Regions from separate parts of the Homo sapiens genome. Here region 1 is linked to region 2. Evidence: chromatin loops called from intact Hi-C (ENCODE). Cell type or tissue: Calu3. All regions are shown on one strand. Each heading gives the region's core, and the rest is flanking DNA. Links, peaks and the distances in the headings are about the cores only. Region 1 overlaps LOC105369881 (a long non-coding RNA gene). Region 2 overlaps LOC105369880 (a long non-coding RNA gene).

Region 1 (2,926 bases), core at 177-2,676, 220 kb after region 2:
ATTTATGCCCACCCATAATGAATCAGGGAATATTTGCATCATCAAAAGAATACTACAGAAATTCCCATGCGGAAGTTTCAAGGCAGCTCATAAAAGACACAACACCTCCCACACTGGCCTGTGGATAACACTTTGAGAGAAGCCTGCCACTATATTGTGAGAGTACTAAAGCAGTCTTCTGGAGAGAACCACCTAGAGGAAAACTTACACCTCTTGACAATAGCCAGCTTCAACTTGCCATCCACGTGAATGATCCTGCCTGGAGGCTCAGTAGATCCTCAAATGGCTGCAACCCTAGCCAACTTATGACATTACTACTACAGGAATCTCATGAGGCCCATAGCCAAAACATCCCAGCAAGCTGCTCATTAATCCTTACCCACAGAAACTGTGACAAATAATCAATTATACTGTCATTCTGTTTTCAGATAATATATTAGGTAACCATAGATAAATAGCAAACTCTGCTACCAAGTACAAGTCTTTGTACATTTCTTGATTCTGTGTCTTCATGTTAGTGGAAATCTCAGGCCACAAAAAATCTCAGGATATCTTCTAACAACTTGAGAGTGGTGGGACTTAAAATTAGAGAGGTTGTGAGGGGCCATAAAGAGCATTGTAAGGATGAGAGTGATAGAGATGGTGAGAAGTGGTCAGAGTCACACATTTACTACTTGTGATATCTTCAGCAAGTTACTAAACTCTCAATCAGTTTTCCTAAGTGTAAACTTGAAACAGTAATATCTTCCTCACAGTGTATTATAGTAGCCCCCTCTTATCCATGGGGGATAGATTCCTAGATCTCCAGTGACTGCCTGAAACTTCAGACAGTACTGAACACCATTTACACTATATTTTTCCTTTTTAAATCAAAAACGTTCACCTTTTCACTTAAAGGAAGCACTTTATATCTACTCTTTGGCATATCCAAGCTGCCAGCTTCACTACTCTTATGCTTTATGGCCATTAAGTTAAATAAGGGTTCCTTGAACACAAACGCTGTAATACTGCCACAGTCAATAAGATAACTGAGATGGCTACCAAGGGACTCACAGGCAGGTAACGCAGATAACATGAATACAGTGGACAATGGGATGATTTATATCCTGGGTGGGATGGAGTGGAACAGCACGAGATTTCATCATGCTACTCTCAGAACAACACACAATTTAAAACTTATAAATTATTTCTGTAATTTTTCATTTAATATCTTTGGACTGTGGATGACCTTGGGTAGCCGAAACTGCAGAAAGTGAAACTGAAAATAAAGAGGGACTAGTATATACAGTGTTATATAAAAGGAGAATAGAAACACCTCTACTCCTACTCACACCTCACTCTCTAATACTCACAATGTATGAGTAGAAAAACACATGTGGAGGACAGGGAAAACAGAACTTTGAAACTGTAGATCACAGGATGAAGAGGACTGGATAAACATTTAGCTAATCTTGTTTGTATATGTGAATACTTTAAAGTTAGAAAAATAATAGAACATTGTGGATAGAAGGAAATGAGATCTCTTCACTTTATTGAAATTTTACATTGGAGTAACTATAGCATAAATGAAAATTAGGTTAACCTATAGACCCATAAAAATAAAAACATGTCAATACATTTTCATGACAGCCGCTATATCATTGGTGATTGAAGTCTCCAGTCTTTACTAGTATAATTCACAGCCTTACAAAATGCAGAAGTCAGTGTTGGTCTAGAAAACCAAACAAAATTCCTGAAACAGAGGATCAGAGGTAAAGCCATGAGGATCTCCTGGTTTAAATAAGTATTGTTGCTTTCAACAGGATAAAATCTGGATCTTAAGTAGGTGCCAAAGGCCTCCAGCTTTAGGGAGAAGAGTGATATTAGAAATAAGATGGAGCTAGAGCCTGGCACTGAACTCTGAATGTTTTCCAATATATTTATTTGCCAACAATTTTGAGTTATGAAAAATTAAGGAAATTATGAAAGTTTAAAAAATAGAAGCAATACTTTTCAAAATATTCTTTATGAGAACTAATCCATTTATTACATTCTGATCCATTTGCTATGGTTTAACTGATTTGGTGTGTAGTGAGCAAGGTTTGCAAGCCATTGTCATCTGCCCTTCAGAAATTTGTAGCCTTCCCTACTTCTCCAAATACAAAAACCCAGATTCAAATAGAAATATACACCAAATAATGCAAAACATCATCCAAAATATTTATACAACAAAAACAAGGACAACACATGGAAAGATATGCAAAATCTCTTTAAAATAATTTTCAAAAGCTGGGTAAAAAGATGAAATAAAAATAATATAATCCTAAATTTACAGATGAAATTAGCATGGCTAAATGTGGACAGTTACTTACTTTTATGCTGTTACTGTTTCATGTGTTGCTTTTTTGTCTAATGTATGTATATCTGATCCATCTTCATCTTCCATAGAAGATGTAATAAAAGCACTGTGTTATATCTACACTGTAAGTTTGTTTAAAGGTGCATTTTCACAGCCAAAATAGTATAATACCTGCAGACTTCTGAAATAAGAAATGATTGTCATGAAGAATCTAACATGTTGATTTCATCACAAACTGTCCAATACAGTGACCACTTGCTACTTGTGGTTCTCAAGCACTTGAAATGTGCTAGTCCAAACTACGATGCGTTACGGGGAAAAATGCACATAAGATTTCAAAGACTTAATATAAATTATGAGAGTCATATTTCTCAGTAATAATTTTATATTGATTATATGTCTTGAAATACTTTGTGCCTGGTGTAAACTACCACATTAAAATAATTTTCACTCATTGTATTCTTTTAATGTGACTATTAGAATATTTTAAACTAAGTATGTGAATCACTTTTGTTACTCTCATTAGCTTCCATCAGATAGCATCATCGTAGTGGTTTGTCCCAGCATTTTCACAAGCATGATAGATTT
Region 2 (2,926 bases), core at 265-2,764:
TGTTGGTCAGTTATACCTAAGAAAAACGTACTAAGAACAACTTTCTAAAAGAAATAAAGCATGAGTAACATCTTAAAAGATAAGTAGAATTTCAGCAACTAAACTTAAATGATTTATTCAAAGAAAAATGCAGAAAAATTTCAAGCAAAGTGTTCAATGTGAATAAATAATAATAGACATATATAACCTCTATAACCTGGCTCTAGTTTGTTTAGAGAAAGCTTGTCCAACCCATGGCCTGTGGGCTGCATGTAGCCCAGGATGGCTTTGAATATAGCCCAACACAAATTTGTAAACTTTCTTAAAACATTATGCACCACTGCCTTTATTTTTATTTTTTATTTTTTTCAGCTCATCAGCTATTGTTAGTGTTAGTGTATTTTATGTGTGGCCCAAGACAATTTTTTCTTCAGGGAAGCCAGAAGATTGAACACCCTTGTTTAGAGCAAGAGTCAGCAAACTTTTCTGTGAAAAGCCAGAAAGTATTTTAGGCTTTGCAAGTAAAATGGTCTTTGGTGCAACTACCCAACTCTGCCAATGTAGGCAAAAAGCAGCCATAGAAAAAACATAAGTAAATAGATATGGCTGCATTTCAATAAAATTTCACGTATAAGAACAGTTGGTAGCATGGGTTTGGTCCTCAGACTATAGACTACTGATCCCTCTTCTAGAGCATAGAAGCATCGTTTTAATTTTAGAGTTTGAGGTGCACTTTTGAAATCACTTTTACAAAAATCATGACTGTGATAGAGATTTAACATCGCTAACTCCATCTTGCTTCTAACCTCACCAGTTAACTGCTTTTGTTAACTTTAAAAGACTAATGATAGTAATACCTTCCTGAAACTAACTTCCTTTTTGCTTGTGGACTAAAACCACCTCTGTAAGACTAATGAAAGTGTTATTGGAAAGGGGTCCTGATCCAGACCCCAAGAGAGCATTCTTGAATCTCATTCAAGAAGGAATTCTGGGTGGATCCACAGTGCAAAGCAAAAGCAAGTTTATTAAGAAAGTAGAAGGGTGAAAGATTAGCTACTCCATAGATAGAGCAGGGCTTTCTCAAAAGAGGAGGAACGTGCCCACCCTAGGTACAATGCTTGTTTATATATAGGATAACAAAAAAATATCATAGGGAGATGTGCTCTACTACAAGGGTTTGTGATAAAGGATTAACTTTATAATTACTATGTTTTGCAAAAATTGATATTATCTTTAAAGCAAAATTAGGAATGTTTTTGTTCTCAAGATATTGGGGTATCAGGACTTTCCTGGGACTGGGTCTGTTTAGTAAACATTATTGCTCAGTTCCCTTAACCATAAACATCTAGAGGCTGGGAATGCCTAGTCTCCTGGGAACCCAGCCCAGCAAATCCCAGCCTTATATTTTCTAGCCCTCATTCAAGATGGAGTATCTCTAGTTGGAATGCCTCTGACAAAAGGCCAAAGGTTAAGATTATGGGAGAAGCCTCAATTCTACTAAGATGTAGGCATAGTTAAACAATAACCAGCTATTGTTCCCTAGCTTGCTTTTCTATTATTGCCCAAGACTCATGTAGCCGTGGGTACAAGATTAATCGTTTCCTTAATTGCTTCTATAGATAACATCACTATTTTCAAAACCTAAGACTGATCTTTGAGATATTTTTCAGGCTTTTTCATTTGGGTAAATGAACTGACTCCAGCCAGACTTGTGACTCATACCAAGGAACTCACTCAACTGGTCCTGTGACCTCACCCAGAAACTGACTCAGCACATGAAGACAGTTTGGATATTCCTATAATTTCATCTCCAACCAATCAGCAGCACCTGTCATCTAGCCCCCTGCCCTCCAAATTATCCTTAAAAACCCTAGCCTCCAAGCTCTCAGAGAGGCAGAATTGAAAAAAATCTCCCATCCTTCCACTCCCCTTGAAATAATTAAACTCCTTCTCTTATATGAAACACTGTCTCAATGAATTGGCTTTATTTGTGCAGGGAGCAATAAAAACTCCTTGGGCTGTAACATTTTGGTGACAAACTGGATATGCTGATAGGCATTATGAAGATTGGAAGGTGAATGCTCTGTGGAATATTTCTCTCTAATCAGATATTTGCATCCTAAAACAACTAATTACACCTCCAAACCTATTTCCCATATCAATCAATGATATCCCCTTATATTAGTCAGAGAATATCAGAAGTACTTTTTCTTCTACAGTTCATAGCTTATCTTACTTTTATACCTTAGCAGCATCATTAATATAACAGAGGAAACTCAGGAAAGAATATTTGATATGAAAGAATATTAAGGACTATACATAGCTTTTGTGTTCTAAGAAATTTAAATACATAATATAAAAATTCCTTGATCTAGAAGGCCTTGGTGCTGCCTTAGGAAGTTTGCCACAGGAAAACTCAAGAAATGTTAGGAATGGTTGTCCTACCCACCCCCATGTGTTCAGGCCACTGTGTACTGTGAAATGGACAGAGAGGGTGGTTGGGAGGAAAAATGTAGACATTGCTGTAAAAGAAGGGACCCTATTCAGAGAAGGTTTGCAAGGTAGCTCTTCAACATATTGAAAAATAATCCCTAAACTAGGATAAAGGAAAACATAAAATGCTTTTCTTTTCCACAGGGTAAGAGTACTATAAAATGTAGAAATCTTGACCTTGTAGGAATGGAAAGGGGGTATGTCTTTTATCATAAAGGGTGACAGTCAACACTTCTCTAACAAAAGATCAGTTAACAAGAGAAAAGAATAGCAGATTTATTTGATAATAGCTTTCTAAGATATGAAAGTCTTCAGAATAGTGACCCAAAAGATACAGGGAAAACTGTTCAGTTTTTACACTTTGGGTTTTATGAAGCAGGGGCAACTGTGCAGATATGTGATTGAACAAAAGAGTCTGAGCTAAGCAGATTGAGTGGGAAAACTCAACAAGATC

What was found. Hi-C counts contacts between places; a loop is a spot of excess contacts. Peaks named below come from ENCODE experiments on the same cell type or tissue, not always from the same donor. Only the 100,000 strongest peaks of a DNase experiment are listed, where the experiment ranks them.
Region 1: a loop joins it to region 2, with 2.6 times the contacts of the local background. A loop is called at or near these places in 2 of 110 quality-filtered maps.

The regions. Positions count from the first base shown.
Region 1 is chr12:87,660,924-87,663,849 of GRCh38, forward strand. The region is part of intron 1 of LOC105369881 (a long non-coding RNA gene); the gene reads right to left. Among named protein-coding and RNA genes, the nearest start is that of LINC02258, 110 kb to the right of the region's middle. In Calu3, for the core only: no CTCF peak of the experiment used is centred there; no DNase peak of the experiment used is centred there.
Region 2 is chr12:87,438,660-87,441,585 of GRCh38, forward strand. LOC105369880 (a long non-coding RNA gene) reads left to right here. Exons shown (of 3, transcript XR_945160.2): 3 at 1,650-1,942. Among named protein-coding and RNA genes, the nearest start is that of LINC02258, 330 kb to the right of the region's middle. In Calu3, for the core only: no CTCF peak of the experiment used is centred there; a DNase peak (open chromatin) is centred at 1,722.